Linked DNA regions of Mus musculus: region 1 is linked to region 2. Evidence: chromatin loops called from intact Hi-C (ENCODE). Cell type or tissue: gastrocnemius. All regions are shown on one strand. Each heading gives the region's core, and the rest is flanking DNA. Links, peaks and the distances in the headings are about the cores only. Region 1 holds the start of 5530601H04Rik (RIKEN cDNA 5530601H04 gene). Region 2 holds the start of Pgk1 (phosphoglycerate kinase 1).

Evidence for each region. Hi-C counts contacts between places; a loop is a spot of excess contacts. Peaks named below come from ENCODE experiments on the same cell type or tissue, not always from the same donor. Only the 100,000 strongest peaks of a DNase experiment are listed, where the experiment ranks them.
Region 1: it touches region 2 in a loop (4-fold over the local background); 2 of 42 quality-filtered maps call a loop at or near these places.

The regions. Positions count from the first base shown.
Region 1 is chrX:105,065,524-105,075,161 of GRCm38, reverse strand. 5530601H04Rik (RIKEN cDNA 5530601H04 gene) reads left to right here and starts at 5,038. Exons shown (of 5, transcript NR_015467.1): 1 at 5,038-5,162; 2 at 5,487-5,551; 3 at 6,534-6,698; 4 at 8,285-8,403. In gastrocnemius, for the core only: a CTCF peak has its summit at 4,788 (motif pointing left); a DNase peak (open chromatin) is centred at 4,984; H3K4me3 peaks cover 1,806 bases; H3K27ac peaks cover 1,498 bases.
Region 2 is chrX:106,182,366-106,192,003 of GRCm38, reverse strand. It overlaps Pgk1 (phosphoglycerate kinase 1), which reads right to left and starts at 4,904. Exons shown (of 11, transcript NM_008828.3): 1 at 4,689-4,904. The coding sequence starts at 4,753. In gastrocnemius, for the core only: no CTCF peak of the experiment used is centred there; DNase peaks (open chromatin) are centred at 4,127 and 5,058; H3K4me3 peaks cover 5,226 bases; H3K27ac peaks cover 5,395 bases.

The DNA of each region.
Region 1 (9,638 bases), core at 824-8,823, 1.1 Mb after region 2:
TTGACTGCCCAACCCATGAAAAATGAAAAAGAAAATGTTCTCCCACGGAAAGAAGGTTTTTGTTTTGTTTTGTTTTGTTTTGTTTTGTTTTGTTTTGTTTGTGGAATAAAGGTTGAAGCCAAAGAGATTGGTACTCAAATTATATTTAATAGTCTTTGTTTTTGCAAGAGTAACTCTGATACTTTGCCATTATTTTGTTTTGTTTTGTTTTTATCATCATGCCTCTTATCATTTACTTATTTGGGGAAGATTTTGTGGGTTGCCATAGTTTGCTTTGGACTTTTAGTAATCTGAGCAAGTTTCTTAGTCTCTTCAGTTGGCACCAAATATCTGGAGTGACAAAGCAATGGTAAGACATGCTAGTAGGTGGTTTTTTAGAATTGTTCTAAAATCTGCTATTTTCTTTTCTTCTTTTTTTTTTTTTTTTAGCGTCCATTCTCTTTTATTTTTTTTTCTTTTTCCATTTTTTATTAGGTATTTAGCTCTTTTACATTTCCAATGCTATACCAAAAGTCCCCCATATCCACCCACCCCCACTCCCCTGCCCACCCACTCCCCCTTTTTGGCCCTGGTGTTCCCCTGTACTGGGGCATATAAAGTTTGCAAGTCCAATGGGCCTCTCTTTCCAGTGATGGCCGACTAGGCCATCTTTTGATATATATGCAGCTAGAGTCAAGAGCTCCGGGGTACTGGTTAGTTCATAATGTTGTTCCACCTATAGGGTTGCAGATCCCTTTAGCTCCTTGGCTACTTTCTCTAGCTCCTCCATTGGGAGCCCTGTGATCCATCCATTAGCTGACTGTGAGCATCCACTTCTGTGTTTGCTAGGCCCCGGCATAGTCTCACAAGAGACAGCTACATCTGGGTCCTTTCAATAAAATCTTTCTAGTGTATGCAATGGTGTCAGCGTTTGGATGCTGATTAAATCTGCTATTTTCAAATGTGTGATTGAAAAATTATATCCTTGGAAAATTTCCAAAACATTAGAAATGATTCTCACTTCATAATGAGAATATGTATTATAAGTGAGGCAGTTTATTTTTTGACCTTGGAAAGTAAGACATCAGCCTAGAATGGCAGGCACACACAGTGTAGAGAGCTGTTTATACAGCCTAAAACATGGCTCTGTTCCTCTCCTCTTTGAAAGTTTTCTATTGTAAAGTTTTTTTTGGATTAGTGGGGGTAGCTAAGTAGAGTTTGGGTAGGAAAAATAGCTAGACTAGTAGGAATTAGCAGTCCTAATGTTTTCTGTCACTTTATACGTACACATGAGATAGCTCAAGGTACCTTAGAAAAGTTATCAATCAGATTCTATTTCTGACAAGAAGAATGTTATTAAACAATGTGCTAATATCCTGACTCAAATTTCAGCTAACTTCCCAATATTTCTATCAATGATAACAAAGAAATCAAATTGTATCTTGGAAAAAAAAATCTGTTAATTTGTTTCCTCAACCATTAGGAAAGTCAGTGTCGAAAGAATCCCAGCATCCCAGCTACAAGAGATATTGTGAGGTCTTTCTCACAGATGCATGCAGGAAATAGATGCTAAAGCAGGTCTCTTATAGCCTGATTGTTCTAGTGAAGAGATGTGACAGGTATTTAGCTAGAGATAAAAACATGGCACCATGTGAAAATTTGAAGCCTTGTAAATAGAAAAGCAAATATTACCATTGTATTTTCTCAATGCATTGATGCCTGTCTTAGTCAGGGTTTCTATTCCTGCACAAACATCATGACCAAGAAACAGTTGGGGAGGAGTTTATTCAGCTTACACTTCCACATTGCTGTTCATCACCAAGGAAGTCAGGACTGGAACTCAAGCAGGTCTGAAAGCAGGAGCTGATGCAGAAGCCATGGAGGGATGTTCCTTACTGGCTTGGTTCCCCTGGCTTGCTCAGCCTACTCTCTTATAGAACCAAGACTATCAGCCCAGAGATGGCACCACCCACAAGGGGACTTGATCACTAATTGAGCAAATGCCTTGCAGCTGGATCTTGTGGAGGTATTTCCCCAACTGAAGCTCCTTTTTCTGTGATAACTCCAGCCGGTGTCAAGTTGACACAAAACTAGCCAGTACAATGCCATAGTGGAATGCTCTGTCACGCCTTTTCCGACCACAGATAGCTTTGTTTGGTTGTTTCTTCTCCCTGGTTGTGGGAACACGTTTTAAGGCTAATCATTTTTACTTAGTCCAATTGCCGACAACTCCATAATAATCATGCCCCAAAGAATGTCTACATGGCAGGCGTGCTGTTTGATTCATGCTGAACAATCAATGACCTTATTTCGTTTTCCCTAATTTATACTGGATAAGGTTTCAAACTTTTCTGTATAAACTGAATTTCCCATTACTTTTTGAAAACTTATAAGGATTTTTGTTATTGTATATGTATATATATGAATTTTCATGTAGATGTATTTGCCTGTGGAAGCCAGAATAAGGCATTAGATACTATGGAGCTGAAGTTATAAGCAGCCTTCAGCTGCCAGATATAGGGATAATCTCTTGTGCACTGTGTAAAAACATTCACCTGTCAATAAAGAGCTGAATGGCCAATAGCAAATCAGGAGAGTTGCAAGCCAGTGGAGGAAGAAGAAAGTTGGGACTAAAGGGGAGGTTCCTAAGGAGTCACATGGTAGGTCATAGGCCAGGCCAGTATTGTTGGGTAGAATAGCTGAGAATCTGCCCAGCTTTAGTGCTAAAGCTTATAGTAAATGTAAGTCTCCTGAATAAATGTCTTTATTCAGATCTGGGTCAGGCACAGAAAGTTTGTACAGTTATAGCCATAGGTGCTGGAAACCCCAAATAACTATTAACCGTTGAGCCATGTCTCCAGTCCCACTTTTTGAATTGAATATCATGTACTATAATGTAATTACCAAACATGTTCCATGCTGGACAATAACGAGGCTTATGTGATTATTGCTTTCAGAGTTTAGTTTATAGGCACTCATTTACGTTTGTTCATTCTGTTTCTCAGAATTTCTAAATGTTTGTTTATTGGCTGTCTCAGGGTTTCTATTGACATGGTAAAACACCAGGACCAAAGCAACTCAGACAGGAAAGGGCTCATTCCCTTTATATTTATGTCTACATCATAGTCCATTACTGAAGAAAGTTAGAGCAGGAACTACAGGTGGGAACGGAAGCCAAAGCAAATCCAGCTCACAGGCTGGCTCCCCTAGGCTTGCTCAGTCTGCTTTCTTATGCCACCAAGGACCACATGCCCAGGGGGTGGTTAATAAATAAATCAATATCAATCAAGAAAATGCCCTACAGAATTGCTGCTAGGCCAAATTAACAAAGGCATATTCTCAGTTGAGAGTCCTTGTTCCCAGGTGACTGTTGCTTTTGTCAAGTTTACATAATCCTAACCAGGACATTGGCCACTTGATGTGTTGTCTCTTAACTTTGTGTCATAGTCCAGAATCCCACTTCCATCCTGCCTTATTGCCATCAAGAGCTGCTGCAATTTTCCCAGTGTGTGAAGTGAAAGTTTCCTGCTGAAAGAGTATTCTTCTAAGCTTCCTATCTGGACATCTCTGCCCCTACAAGGGGCCCATAGAACCATTTCCCCTTGTAGGCATTTTCACCATTGCTCATGTGGGTGACAAGATGCTCCCTCCTGTGACTAAACATGGTCCTGCCTAAGGTCAAACCAAACCTCTCTTTCTTTCCACCTTCTGTCTCTCTTCAGATGCCTTTTAATAATCTACCATGAAGTAAGAAAATTAATTCCAAGAGGCCAAACAAGAACTCCAGCTACTGTGTTTTTGCACCCAGTGAACAGATTTGCTTTTCAGGAAGGAAAAACTAGAGAACATCAAATACTTTTAATTCCAACACGTGATAAATTAAGTTGATTCCTAATTATGCTATTTTAAAATAGTCTTGTACATATAAAATTATGTATGTTATATATAATTTTATATATGCACACACACATACTCACTTGTAAAATGGGAACAAAACTATCCAACTTGTAGTTATTCTATACAAGTTCATGCAGTGTGGAGCACCAGCTAACATAGTTTTATGTTCAATTTATGGCAGTTAGCTACAACAGTATTAATATTTTGGTCACAGAACTTAATCAGTAAGGCTTGGAGGCATGGGCTTTAGAAGTTTTGATGGAGAACCCTTGTAAACAAGATTAGGCGATTTTTATTAAAAGGCATGGCATGGGAGTGAATTCCTTGACATCTCTTCCATCTTGTAATGAAACAGTTCCTCTGGAATAGCAAGCAACAAGGCTCAAAGCACTGAGGTCATAACCATTTCGTTCCTTTGTTTTATAATTACCAACCTCTAAAATGTGAAAAGTTAATTTATAATGGTTAGAAAGTATGCAGTCTCATATTATTAATAGAAGCACAAACTAAACTTCCATGCTTTTATTTACCATTATAAGCTGCTGTATTTTTAAAAAAAAATAAAAATAAAAATTGTACTCTATGGGAGATATTGCTGTCCTAACCAAAAAAAAAACAAAAAAAAAAAACAAAAAAACAAAAAAACAAATGCATATCCGAGAAAGTATACAGTAAGCCAGTATCAAAATAAAGAAATAGTAATCAAAGAAACACATTAAAAATATTTTTTTCCAGTCATTAGATTGGCTTAGAATCAGGAAAACCTGGGGCTATAAAATGCCAGAGAAGATCCAAATTTCTGTAAGGAAGTAGTTTTTTGACTGAGGTGTTGTTTTTTCTAAACACAAAGGGCGGGGGAAGAGCGGGTCTGAGCGCATCAGTGAAATCATGCTGCCATCAAGCGGCTATTTTTATAAAGTAAAAAACAAAGTCCGGGAGTGTGTTTTCTTTATGCACGACTTTGGCTGTTTGTTCTGGAAGAGACCAGTGAAGGTACAAAGAGACAAAATGTAAAAGGAAGGCTAAAGCCGACTGACCAGGATGCCCCACCGTTTAGCTCCGGAGATTGCCCCGGAAGTGAATTCGCAATTGATTGACACCTAGTTTCTTCAAATTAGAGTCTGGAAACCATGGCAGCAGCAGGAAGTTCCGGCTGTTTTAAAGTCGCGGTTCCGGTGTTCAGGATGCCAGGGATGATGGGAAGCCTGTTCTTGTTTATCGGTTTGTACGGAACTTCACCCGCGGTAGAGTACGGCCTGAGAATTTTGTTCCAGCACCGGTGTGAGGTGGCTGCCTTTATCGATGGAAATGAAACCCGGGGCTGGGGCTGGGGGATGAGGGGGGAGCGGGGGAGACCTTAGTCTCCCGACCTTAGCACAAAAAGGAACAGTCCCTGTCCTATTTGCACATGTGCACTGGGCTGTACTGAATTACCCAGTCTGCTGTGTTTTCTGGGCCAGAAAGATGTTTGGCGGGAAGTTTGTTTCGTCAGGGCTGGGGTTGGCTCGGGGGCGGTTGCGGGGGACGGGAGGGGGCGGGCATCTAGCACTGGAATTCTAAGGGCATAAATCCACACACCTGTCTAGACATCCATCCATCCTTTCATTCAGGAAAACATCTGAGCCCATGAATTGCCAGACCCTGGATACCTGAGACACATCCACTTGCTTCTCAGGTACTGTTTATTCTAGTATCTGGAGCCAGACTATAAATAAATGGTTGACTTAATTTCAGATAAACATGAGTAATAGAAAGTAAAACAGGCCAAGCTATACAGCAGGGAGTACCCTTATTTTAACTAAGTGGTCAGACCTTACTTCCTTTAGAAATGATGATTGAGGACATCAGGAATGGTGGCAATTAATGACTTTGAAAAGACTTCAGGTACAGATGATTACTGCATCATTTCTAGTAGTTCTAGAAAGTTGGACTAGAGGGGTTCAGTGGATCCAGAAGTGCCAGCTCTAGATCTTGGACAACAGTGTGTGCATGTTAGGGCTTTGAGCATTCCAGTTAAAGGCTTCCTCTGACTTAGTCCCAGCGTCCTGAGGGTGGGGATGCCTGATTCCCTTCCATTTTCTCTTCTGCTTTCCCACCGTGTCTTCATTCTCTCTGGGTCCTGGGATCTCATCCTTTCAGATTGGACATCTGTGGGCTTCCCTTTGCTATGACGTAAGTGTGGTACAAGCGGAGCTCCAGTGCTATCCGTGAATACTAGTAGAGTTCTAATTCTGGTTAAGAGTTTGGGATGGGGCCTTGCTGCACTGTAACTGTGAAGGTGTTTTATAAAGAATCTTGTGATGATTCAGCATTGTGAAATAGTGACAACAGCATGGTAAATTGAATCAAATAAACCCAGACATATTGTTTGTGGGCAAAATTAGAACCCTTCCAGTTATCCCAGGTACAGTTCATGCTTGTCTTGTTGGTCCCTTCCTATTCTGTATCACCTTCCTCTTCTCTCACTTCCCTCTTCTCTCCATCTCTTCCCTCCCAGTCTGGGTCCCGTCGTCCCCCCACCCCCGCCCTCTCTCCCTCACTTTTATAGGGTTTCCTGTAGTTTAGGTTGACTTCAACCTTGAATTTTCTATCCTTCTCCCATGTCCTGAGACTATAGGTGTATGCTAGCATCACCTTTGGCCTGTTTCTCTCTCTAGGTTTGGAGTGCATAATGAGGAGAAATAAAAACAGAAAGATCTCCAGAAAGAAGCCATGGTAAGATTCAAGGTTTCACAGTCCAAGCTAATGCCTGTGGACACTTGACCAAGTGATCTGAGAAAATTGGATTTCTGGCAAAACAAGTGTACCTAGACTCAGGCAAGGTAAGTGTCCAGGTAGGCAGGGAAACATGAGCTGCGGTTGCAGGGGGGAGTTGAGAATGGTAAATGGATTGGCACATTGCTGTAATGTAAGGACAGTGTGGACATTTTTCTGCATTTCCTGCTTAAAGACACTTTACTACTTGACTTCAGTTGGAATATTAAGGGCACCCCAGCAAGCTGTTTGTGTCGCAGACAATGGCATTTTTTTGTCCCATTGTGTTGGATGGCAGCTTGTAGTTGGCTAGGATGCAGTTCTTTCTGTAGTCAGCACCTTCCTCTTTTCCAGATACAGGCTGTAGAGTAATTTGTCTTCTTTGTTGTAAATACTAAGATTTAGGACTATATTTTGCATATAATGTAGGTACATTTTTTTGAGGACAGACATTTCTTATAGTTGGGAAAAGCTGCTTAGAGGAAGTAAGATGTCATGCCACGGTGTGTTTTGAGCCATAATCATTACTGACTGCTTGCATCCATTTGTAATTTAGCAAACACTAACCCCTGCTAAGGGCTTCCTCCGTATTCCCACATTCAAATGACCTGGACAGACTGATAGCTGAACTCCTTAAATATAAGAAACCAAAGCAGTTTAACAACAAAGAAATACAGCATGGTCTCAGTCCAGCTTCATCTCTAACCCAATGTTTCTACAAGCAGAATTCCAGACCAACAACACCATAAGCCTAGACTCATTACATCAAAACTGGGTTTCTGGCCCAGCCACTGTTTTATGTACTTTTCAGTTGATTCTGACATGTAATTAAATTTGCAAACCACTAACCAGTATCCCAGCTCTTCACTAACCAGTAAATCTGCACTTTCCAGAGGCTTTGATGCACTTACATATCACATGCATAGTCTGAGTCATAGGCTGGTCCATGGACCATACTGTAGGCCTTGTGCTGTGTTGGACCCTAGCTTTCTTAGGTGAGCATGGTTATTGATGATGGGAAGGATTAGCCTCTAAAGTCCTGACTTCTAAAAGCAGACAGGCTATAGGATTCTTAGTTATCCACACTGTCTGTGCATGTGTGTGTGCGCGTGTTATTATGTATACTATAATATGCTATAGAGAGAAATTCAGGATGCAGGCGAAGGGAAGTAGAAGAAACCATCAGACATGAATGAGGCTGGAGATAACTGCAAGGATTCTAATTTGGGCCAGTGGGTAGAAATTGTTCCTAGGCTTTATTCAGGAAATACTGGGCCCTGGTGAAAAAAAGAGGCAATGAGCAGTCTGAGAACTGGCTCCCTGAGTGAGATGACGTGCTTATATGCCAGCAATCACCTCAAATAACTTAAAATGTGTATGGGGGGGGGGGGATATGTTGGAATTATCATGCTGTAAATGAAGATCTTATTACCAAACTGGTAATAAATAAGTCTGGTATGCCTCTCCCTATGTGTGTATAGGGGGTAGTATCCAAGTAGTTTCTGTTTGGAATGCTGTTTGTTCTCAGCTGTTAAAGTGAACTAACATGAAAGGGTACACTTCCTTGTTTTCTAGTAAGTGACTTGGTGTGTATTTGTTATATATATGACAAATGAGGACAAGGCGAAAACAGATTGTGCTTGATTTGTGGCAGGGTGGAGAACAGAGGGCGACTAGATTAAATGGAAAGAATGCCCAGGCATCCCATTGCCTCCCTTTGACGTTCCAGAACTTCATCAAGACAGTGATGAGCTACATGTACACCTGGAGGAGGTAGGTGACTTACAGGATATCCTTGTTGTGGGCTAGGCAGTATATGAGCATAAGATGCTCCTTGAAGACCCAACTCTCCTGACCAAAGTGCTTCGATGAGTCACTTCATAGATCCTGGTACTTGATGGCTTCTGTAGAGCATGAAGGGCAAGTAGTGTCCAAAAATATAGTTCTTGTAGCTACCACCATGCTGTAGCCTACCAACTCTCAGGTATTGTAATTGTCCTTATTGAGATCTAACGACTACCATGGATCTCTTGCTTTGTGACATATTGATAAGAATGGTAGCTAAGAAGCAGGACAATCTATGGAGGTCAATAGGGAAGGACCATGTGTAAAGGAACTTTAATCCAGCAGCAGCTGGATTAAACAGCTCTGGCAAGGGACTATACACCTTTAATTCATCTGGCTGGAATCCAGACATACCTTTAGTACATACCTTCATTCCCAAACCATGAAAGTAAAGTTAGTTTATAGTAGGAAACATCGACATTTGAAAATGACATCTAACTGGAGGACAGTTCAGTCAGTTTGATGCAGTTCAGTTGAGTGAGTGTAGAGGCAGTGCTTTGAGTTTGTTCATGAGTTCCTGCAGGAGCAATTCAAGGCAAAGAATAAAAAGGAGTCAGAAGATTAGAACAGATTGCCAGCATTAGTTTAAGGCTGCACAGAGGAATTCAGTGAGAAGCTGAGAGAAGCCAGATTTAATCAATCAGCTTGGAAAGGAGTTTGAGCCAGAACAGCTGAATTGAACCAGGCAGCCAGAGTTCAGAAAGAGCTAGTGTGAGCTTATTCATCAGTAAGCCTCCAGGACAGCACTAACATCAGGCGAATAAAGTTTCTTTACCAATTGTGCAGCAATCTACTTTAGTTCATATCAGTGTGGACTGAACCATCCACATGTCTTCCTTCGGATGTCAGGAACTGTAAAGGGAGGGCCCAGGATTGTTGTGGGCCCAACCTGCCTCCCAAATGAACTTTGGTTAAAGAGAAGTCGAGCATATCTGCTCAGTGGTAGAATGAAAGAAGATAACTGCCTAGAGCACAACAGAGTAGAGGAAAACAGTGGAATCACTGTGATCCAAACATTGGTGGGGAAAGCTCCCCTTCCATATACGAAGGCGCCTGGCTTTTGTGTATGTTAATGGAGGAGGCACTGTTACAGTCTTTGTACAGCCACAAGTTTGAATTCCTTAGGACCTTAAATAGTGAATCAAATTGTCCTATCTCCCTCC
Region 2 (9,638 bases), core at 543-8,542:
GAAAAGAAAAAGGTTTCAGTTTCGTAGCCATGATCAATTTCTTGGTCCCTAAGTATTTTATTGAAGTCGTTAAAAGACAGGGTTGGCAAGATGGCTCAGGGCACGGGCACTTGTTGGCAAGCCTGACCACCTACCTGAGTGTTATCCCCAAGACCCATGGGTGGAAGAAAGCAAGTTATTGTCTCAACTCCACAAGGGCCTGAGCTTAATTCTGTTTAGTGTGATGGTCTCTGTAGCAGTCTGAGTGGGGAACAGGTAATAAGTAACGCCCCTTGATTCTAGTTATCTTGATATTGCTTCTGGCTCCTTGGGATAACATTCCCCAAAGAAAAGAAATTTTAAAAAAACAAAAACAAAAAAACACAGCAAGAGAATTTCCTTCTTTCTAGAGAATGCCTGATTGGAACTTGAATAGGCAAAACAATACTTCAATATTAGATAATAGTGGCTTTCAAAAAAACCTGAGGGGGGGAAAATGAGTGAGATGTGCCTCGGCCCACTGACAATAGATAAGTGGGAGGCATATGATCAAGAAAATACAAGCTAATACAATGAAGATGCTCCTTCTGACCTAACAGATGACTGCCTTTCTTTTTTGTGCTGGTGCTGGGGATTGAACCCAGGGACCTGAGCACGACACCCCCAGTCCTGCTTTACCATTAGGAACCGATTCTGAACCCTTTCCTACGGGGTGGTGATTTTACTAAGTTGTGTCTGCCATGATTTTGAGAGATTTTTCTGCCATGTAGCTTGCCTTCATTCATCTCCTGAATGAATACTAAGATCAAGTATATACCAAGACATCCACCCAAGACATTTTTCATTATTTTTTTCTTAAATCTGTGAAATGATTATAGTATCTGGCTAAGAGTTATAAATGTTAAAAGGTTTAGAAGTGCCACCTAGTATCACACTGGTGTTAGTTATTATATGCCATTGATTCCCCAAACTATAACTGCTATTTGAAAGAACGATAATAAAAGCATTACTTTTGGTACCACTCACTAAGGGGCTGCAATGAGGGGTCAAGACTGCCACTGGTCTTGATTATGAAACTCCATCTTTCCCATTTTCACTGGTCTTTCCCGTCTGCAGTGACCACAAACCCTGCAGGTCACTGGCTTCCTCTCTACCCTGAAGACCAATCTACCGCACAAAGGAGCTTGAGGGACATACTTCTTGATTCCGATTTAAAATTAAAAGGCAGTGTGCCTCTGAACAAAGAAATGCACTCTAAGCCAGGTGTGGTGGCGCACACCTTTAATCTTGGGAGGCAGAGGCAGGTGGATTTCTGAGTTCGAGGCCAGCCTGTTCTACAAAGTGAGCTCCAGGACAGCCAGGGCTATACAGAGAAACCCTGTCTCGAAAAGAAAGATAAGAAAGAAAGAAAGAAAGAAAGAAAGAAAGAAAGAAAGAAAGAAAAAAGAAATGCACTCTAGTTGGTTTCAGGCACTTAAGGCACCCTCTTTAAATATCCTGAGCAGGCCCTTGCCAGCCTTAAAGTGCAGACCACAGCAGATCCAATATCCCATTACCAGGACTGAGTTCCCCCTCTTGCAGCCTCCTAGAGAAGATAATAGACAAAAGGGTTAACTGCACAGGGTGGATAGTGCTGCTTCCTGCACCCAGAACCTTACAAGAAGGAATGAATGCCTTTGGGCTAAAATATCCAACCATCTGTGGCTTCTATCCAAGCTGTGATGACATCAGCTTACCGATGAAAACTGGATTAGTTCTCACTGACCTCTTGATTGCCTTTGACCTTCACTCTCTCCTAGACTTACAACTCGGCCTTTAGCTTCTCTCCTGAAGACTCCAAAGCAGGAACAACGTTCCTTACACAAATCACTTGTTCACTTGGGGGTGGGGAACGTGGTGTATACACACACACATATATACATATATACTGAGCATACATACATCTAAATACGTATATACTGGGAAAAACTGAGTTTCTGTGCAGTCTTTGCAATCTTTTACAACTCCATAATTACTCCAAAATAAAACTTTTTCAAAGCAGAATGGTGGTGGCTACAGCACACCCCGCAGGAGGCAGAGGCAAGAGTTCCAGGCCAACTTGGTGAGTTCCAGGACTTCAAAAACACAAAGCAAAGAAACAAAACAAAAACTTTATATAGAGAACATTAAATTAGAATATCACGTCTTTGTTGAAATCTCGAGATTCCAGGCCCTGTTCTACTAAAACTATGGGAAGGAACCATGCCCACCACTGCCTTGTGGACTGATTGCTAAAGTCTGCTAGTACGATGGTGTCTGCTCTCCGTTTTCCTCTTCCCACCAGAGCTGTTGCTTCGAAAGTCCCAAAAGAAAACCAGTGAGGTTGAGGGAAGAAAACGTACAAGAAAGAGAAGTGCCAGCAAGCAAAGGATGACTAGGGACCTATGGGTGAAAAGGAAATGACATGACAAAAATCAGCAGGAAATGTACTCACAGAGCCTTGTAAAATCAACTAGAGTGAGGCGGAACCTGTTGGTGTTTCTGGCTTATTTTAAAGTTTCTCCAAAAGGAACTGGGGTGACTCAGTGGTAGGGTGCTCAGGCACAAGGTGGCTAGTGTTAGATTCCCCAACACAATGAAAACTAATAAAAGTTACCAACAACAAATCAACTTCCCTTGCCAACTTAAAGCAAGGGACTAGTCAGAAAACAAGAGCACCCTTCTACAGGGCAGAAAGGAGGTGAGTGAACGGGCCCAGGATGCAGGAGGCCCCATTTCTGAAGCACTGCCAGCAACTACCACAAAAGGCACTGAAACAAAAAAGGTATTGAGCTCACCCAGGCATGGCTGCCTAGACTCCTCACAGAAGCCTACAAGGCAACTCCCCATGCAAGATGCATTAATCTGGAAACCAAGCAACTTCACCACTGTGGCCTAAATACCAACCAAGTACAATGTATCCATATTATACAGGACTGCAAACTCGACAGATAAAGTCTATCCCAACCTGTTCCTGAGTCAGGCTCAAGGAGCTAAAGAGACCCAAATCCTAGTCCTGCCTCTGCTACATTCTCTAGACCTCAATAACCTTCACAGCGCCCTTTTCCATCAGCCAAAGGAGGCCAGCCAGTCTTTTCCAGGCTTAAAGGTTAACCTGGGTTAAATGAAGCTTGATTTGGGGCAAAAGAGAACTGTTGCCTCCTGTCTCACCCTCAACCGGAGTTAATTCCTTTAAGATAGTTTCTCTGTAGAAAATAGCATAAAATCCCAAACTGCCATCCCACAAAAGTGACCAGCACAATGGCCCACTGTCTTGTCTTTGAGCAGCTGCATGCATCTGAAAAGGTCAGCCTCAAGCCAGTAGTGCCTGTCTCCCTCACAGGATGAATCTTTTGTCCTTAGAACAGAATGAAAAGTTAGCTAGAACCTGCCCTTTATCTATGATTAGGGTGGCTGGGATTTCTGCTCCATCCTGATTATTCTATCCCATTTGGGGTAACATTAAGTGTTTTGCATGAACATAATACAGTGGGTTGGTTCTGGATATCAGCCCAGGAAGAGAAGGCCACCTACCAATATTGGCTACGATAAAATAAGTGCCTGTACAGAAGCCAGAGAACCTCTGTTCCCTTACATGTGTTAGTATCTAAAGGATGCCCTCACTTGAACTGGCCCAAATCTTCAAAGGGACCAGGATTACTGCCAATCAGTCATCCACTTCCAAAGAAGGTCAAGCAGGCAGAGTAGTCAGTCACTGCGACCATCAATGGCCCTTAAAAATTCCCATCCTTGGGTCCTATAGTTGTTACATGAACAACCAGGCCCATCAGTTATGTATCTAACCATCATCCTTGACTCCTGGCAAAAAAAAAAAAGTATACATTATGAAAGGCAAAAAGGAGAAGACGCATACACCCTAGTAATTCTTTCAGGTAAGGGAGAAGCCAAGTTAAGTCAGTGACCTGGGACCCACATGTGCCACGTGCGTGGGAGCCTTCCTCAGTTCTGACATCCTGCTTCTCTAGCCACCTCTCGAGTGAGGTTACAGGCCTCCAACTCCCGGCGGCCACACCCTGCATGTGTCACAATCCTGATGCAAACCCCAGGGCCAGGAGTCCAACCGCAAGGTAGGGCAGCAGAGGCCTGTTATATAAGCCATACAGAGCTTCATCCAGTGGGCCTCACCCTCCCACCCACAATTCTTTGGGGAGAGGGACCTCCACTCGAGAGGACTTTGAGCAACATCTTTTGGGAAAGAAATCATTTGTACCAGGACCAATGAAACGTGGGCGGTTTCGGATTCGTCACGGATGGTCCAAGAATCTTGGGGGAAGGGAAACTAGCTAAATGACCTTTCAAGGTCCCTCAGCAGGGGCCTAGAGATTTGCAGGATAAGTACTACGTCCATTCTCGCTACAAGAGATGAAACTGCACTTCAGAAATGGGAAAAAGATTGAGTCCTGAGAATCTGAGCCCTTTATCAGTGGGATCAACTCCCTAAAGGACACATTTGGTCGCTTTTTAAGCTAGAAGCAGTTAGGACGCAGAAAAGCAAACTCAGACACAGTCTCCGCCCCAATGAGGTGAGAGGAACAGCCTTAACCTCCAAACCCAGGACCCCCAAGACCCAGCTGAAAAATAAGTGCAACTTAAGGTGATGGGAAAACCGTGCTTGCCACGGCCAGAGAGAATGTGGCCCCGAGGGCTTGAGGGCAGCAGTACGGAATTACCTCATCACGACCCGCTTCCCCTTCACGTCCAGCTTGTCCAAAGTCAGCTTGTTGGAAAGCGACATTTTGGCAACACCGTGAGGTCGAAAGGCCCGGAGATGAGGAAGAGGAGAACAGCGCGGCAGACGTGCGCTTTTGAAGCGTGCAGAATGCCGGGCCTCCGGAGGACCTTCGGGCGCCCGCCCCGCCCCTGAGCCCGCCCCTGAGCCCGCCCCCGGACCCACCCCTTCCCAGCCTCTGAGCCCAGAAAGCGAAGGAGCAAAGCTGCTATTGGCCGCTGCCCCAAAGGCCTACCCGCTTCCATTGCTCAGCGGTGCTGTCCATCTGCACGAGACTAGTGAGACGTGCTACTTCCATTTGTCACGTCCTGCACGACGCGAGCTGCGGGGCGGGGGGGAACTTCCTGACTAGGGGAGGAGTAGAAGGTGGCGCGAAGGGGCCACCAAAGAACGGAGCCGGTTGGCGCCTACCGGTGGATGTGGAATGTGTGCGAGGCCAGAGGCCACTTGTGTAGCGCCAAGTGCCCAGCGGGGCTGCTAAAGCGCATGCTCCAGACTGCCTTGGGAAAAGCGCCTCCCCTACCCGGTAGAATTCCCAGGCGCCTTTTCTAGACCTTTGCAAATGTCATCCCCTTTTGGAATCCTCTGCTTTCTCAGCTCCCAAATGGAAGTCTACATAAGGTCTTACTTAGTAATCGAAACCTCTCAGAAGTTAAAAAAGGACCAGGCCTTCCCCTCCCCCCTTTTATAATAAAAAGTACAATGTAATTGCTGTGGTTACATTATTCATAATGACGAATACATATAGCATGTGTCATGCTAACTAACAATGCTCATAAAATTCCTAAGTACGTTCTGTTATTAAAGATGAAGTAACTGATAGACAAAGATTTAGTGTCTTATCAAGACTGCAAAGCATCTAAGTGATCATTTCAATCCTGGGCCACTGTGATTTCGACTGCTTTGGGAGTGTAGCTCAGTGGTAAAATGCGGGCCAGAGGCCGTGGATCCAATCTCCAGCACTGTTTAAAAACAAAAACAAAACTTTAAATCTCTACTGACACTCATTTGGGCTAAGGACGGTGCTCAGTGGTAAAGTGCTTGCCTGACGGTCTGAGACAGGACAACTAGTTAGGAAATTGAAGGGCACATGAGAAATGGAAGCCCTTGTTCACTCTCCTGGTTTTTTCTTTCCACCTCTCTCACTGGCAGATATCCAGGAGTGACTGGCCAAAGCACCTCTGGAAGTTACTATATTATGTGAAGTAACTCAGAAAGACAATACCATGTGTTTTCTATCCTATGCAGCTTTTTATATAAGCATATACATGGAGAGGAGAGACAGGTCCAGGAAAGGGAAACAGTTTTAAGAGAACAGAGGACGGAAAAAGAACTGGGTAACAGGAGCCACGTGACATGGAAGAGACAAAGGACTGCAGGAATGCTGAGAGCCCCCATGGTTATCCAATAGCAGTAGTGCAGTCTGAAATCGGATACATACAAGCGACTTTACACAGACTGAGAAGGCTGTCCTTACATATTTAAGTACACACACACACACACACACACACACACACACACACACACACACGAAAAAAAAGCCATAAATTTTGAGGTCTGCACCTTTCCCTGCTAACTGATCTCACTGACCCTACATTTTGTCTTTCTGTTTTATTAACAAGCTAACTCTCCACTCTGAATCCTGGTGAGATTCTTTTCCACGGTGGATGGCAAGGTCTCTGGGCGCATGAAAGCATCCTACCTGCCCAGGTTCTGAAGGAGACTCCGTAGTGCCAGCAATACTGAACTGAATGCCCTAATGCCAGCTACAGATCTCTACATATAACTACCTTTTAATTTGTGTTTATCCTTGCGTGTGGGGTTTTTTGCCTGCATGTATGTCTGTGTTTAAGATAAACATTTGTTTTTGCCAATCCTTTCCAACTTTTCTTCCTTTTCAACCTTACTGGGAAACAACTCCTGGAAGTTATTTCCAAATGATTCTCTGGACTTCCTACCATTTAGTAGCATTCCATTCTGGCTCAGTTATCATTGTAATGAGTCAAACTGTCCTTAGATAAGGTAGAACTACAATATTGACTGTCAAAGGGGAAACTATGCAAACATAGAGTGTGACTCCCTAACTTAATGATTCTTCCCAGTTATTAAGCACTTGCTGTTTGCCAGGCACTGGTGAGGGCTGAATATACATGACTCACTACTCTGCATAAGAACTTTATAGCCGGGCATGGTGGCGCACGCCTTTAATCCCAGCACTTGAGAGGCAGAGGCAGGTGGATTTCTGACTTTGAGGCCAGCCTGGTCTACAGAGTGAGTTCCAGGACAGGCAGGGCTATACAGAGAAACCCTGTCTTGAAAACCAAAAAAAAAAAAAAAAAAAAAAAAAAAAGAAAGAAAGAAAGAAAAGAAAAGAAAAGAACTTTATGAAGTAAGTATTATATCTTAAACACAAGAACACTGAAGATTATAAAGATTGGGAAGCTTTTTCCACTACTGGCCTAAAATGACAAAGAAAAGCAGCCAACAATGAGACAACAGAAAAACCTGAAAAATAGAAAAATCTACAATTATACACGTGAGGCAGGGTAAATATGGACCAGATCCCTGGGGTGTTATAACAATGTTAGAGACACAGTTTTTCTCCTGACAGAACCCCATTCATTACAGTCAGTTACCTCACCAGGTCCCACCTTCCTTGCTTACAGAAATCCGATTTAATAGAGCGTTTGGGTTAGTGGCCAGTGCTCAGCAAAGATAGGCTTATCTCCTAGCACCAAAGGACAAATCACTGTTGACCTAAGCTGAGCCTGGTAATCCCATCCCCCACGTGCCCCTTTGTCACGCATTGGTCTGGGAATGGGCAGTGACCCAAGTTAGGTCAATAAGATAAAAAGGGAAGTCTGCTGTTCTGGGAACAATGGAAATCAGTGAGAAAAGCAAGCCCTGCACATATATGGACTCATTTCTAATTAACAGAATGATGGAAGGTAGCTATGGAGATCTCTCCCTCCCTCCCTCCCTCCCTCCCTCCTTTCCCCATCTCTCTTTCTCTTCTCCTCCCTCCCTCCCCCTTCTTACTTCTCCCCCTTCCTTCCCCTTCCTCTCTATAATCTTTCATTCTGGGAACAGCAGCTGCCATGTCTTAGGATCATTCAAATAGTTTCATGGGGTGGCCCAGATAGTGAGGAACTCAGAGTACCTTTCAACAGTCAACATAGAAGTGAGTCTTGCTGCCTGCAGCTTTGTAAAGGAGCCAGCCACCTTTGAAGTGGACTCTCTTGCCCCCAAGTCAAGCCATGTCTGCATATAATTACAATCTCAGGAGATGCTTCCAACTAAAACCAGTTTAAGTATTGTCAAATCCCTGACTCACAGAAAGTCTGAGATAGTATTTATTGTTTGTAAGTACTAAACTTTGAGGTACTTCATTATTCAGAAAAAAATCAATACAGAGTCTCAGCAATGATTTTGTCCTGTAAGACAAAATCATAACCCAAACATTGAGTCCATAATTGAGTTCTTTTTGTTATTTTTGTTTGCTTGAGACAGTTTCTCTTTGTTAACAACCATAGCTCTCCTGTAGCTCACTGGTCAGGCTGGTTTCGGAACTCACTGAGGTCTACCTGCTTTTTGCTTGTGAGTGCAGGGATTAAAGGTATACATCAGTGGTTTACTGACTTAGATAATCCCAGCACCATTGTACTACCTATCTTTCTGTCATGTGAAATAAGCAAACCTGTAATGCGAGTATACTGAGTATACTGTTGCTTGCTGCTGAAACATCTCACTACAGTATTGGGGGAATTAAATGGTACTTATGTGATCAAGTTTACAGTTTTGTAAATTCTTTTTTTTTTTTGTGATAGGGTCTCACTATGTGGTCCAGGCCACGTTCAAACTCATAACCCTCCTGTGTTAACTCTTGAGTGCCAGGATTAGAGGTGTACACCACCACATCTGACTATACATTTTTAAGAGATATTTCCATGTCTGCTAATATTGGAGTCAATAGTTGAGATTGATTCTCTCACAGAAAAATACACGAAAAGCTGGACTCTTTGGAGAGACAGGTGCTAGAAGCTATACCAAGGATTGGACCCAGTGCCTCACATACTCCACAAAATCATCCCAGGTTTTTTTAAGGACAGGGTCTTTTTAAGGCTGTCCAAGCGAGACTCCAACTCACTCTGTAGCCTAAACCAGACTTAAATTTGGGGTTCCTCCTGCCCCATTATCCCAAGCACTGAGATTTCAGGCCTGTGCCATCAGGTCCAGCTTAGCCAAAACCTTTAAAATGTTGTTTATTGTGCCAGGCACACACCTTTAATCCCCGCAACTCAGAAGGAAAAGGCAGGTGAACCTCTGTGAGTCCCCAGGCTAGCCTGATCAGTGAGCTACAAGACAGCTATGGTTGTTTATAAAGAGAAACTCTGTCTCAAACAAAACAAACAAAAAACAAAAAACAAACAAAAAAACCAAAAAAAAAATGTTTTTTAAATGTTGAAAAACTACCCAGAACTGTAAACCAAGACTTAAGAGGAAAAGAAGTAAATCCAGGGAGAGTAAGATAATTCAGCCAATAAAAAACACCTGCCACTAAGTCCAACAACCTGAGTTTGAACACTGGGATGCACGTAGTAAGAAAAAACTGACTCCCCCAAGTTGTACCGTGACCTCAAATGCATGCTGTGGTACACATGTATAGACACACAAACAAAAAAATAAATGAAATAAAATATTTTTTAAATAGAGGTAAGTCTGTAGTTTGGATTGGTTGCCTACAAGGGCACATGACAATTCCAGAAGAGGCAATTGTGACTGAAGATGAATTTAAGCCTCAGGTAGATGCTTAAGAAGTCAGAATCCACCAAGGAGTTGGAGTGGTTTAAATAAGAATGGCTCCCATAGCCTTATATATTTGAATGCTTAG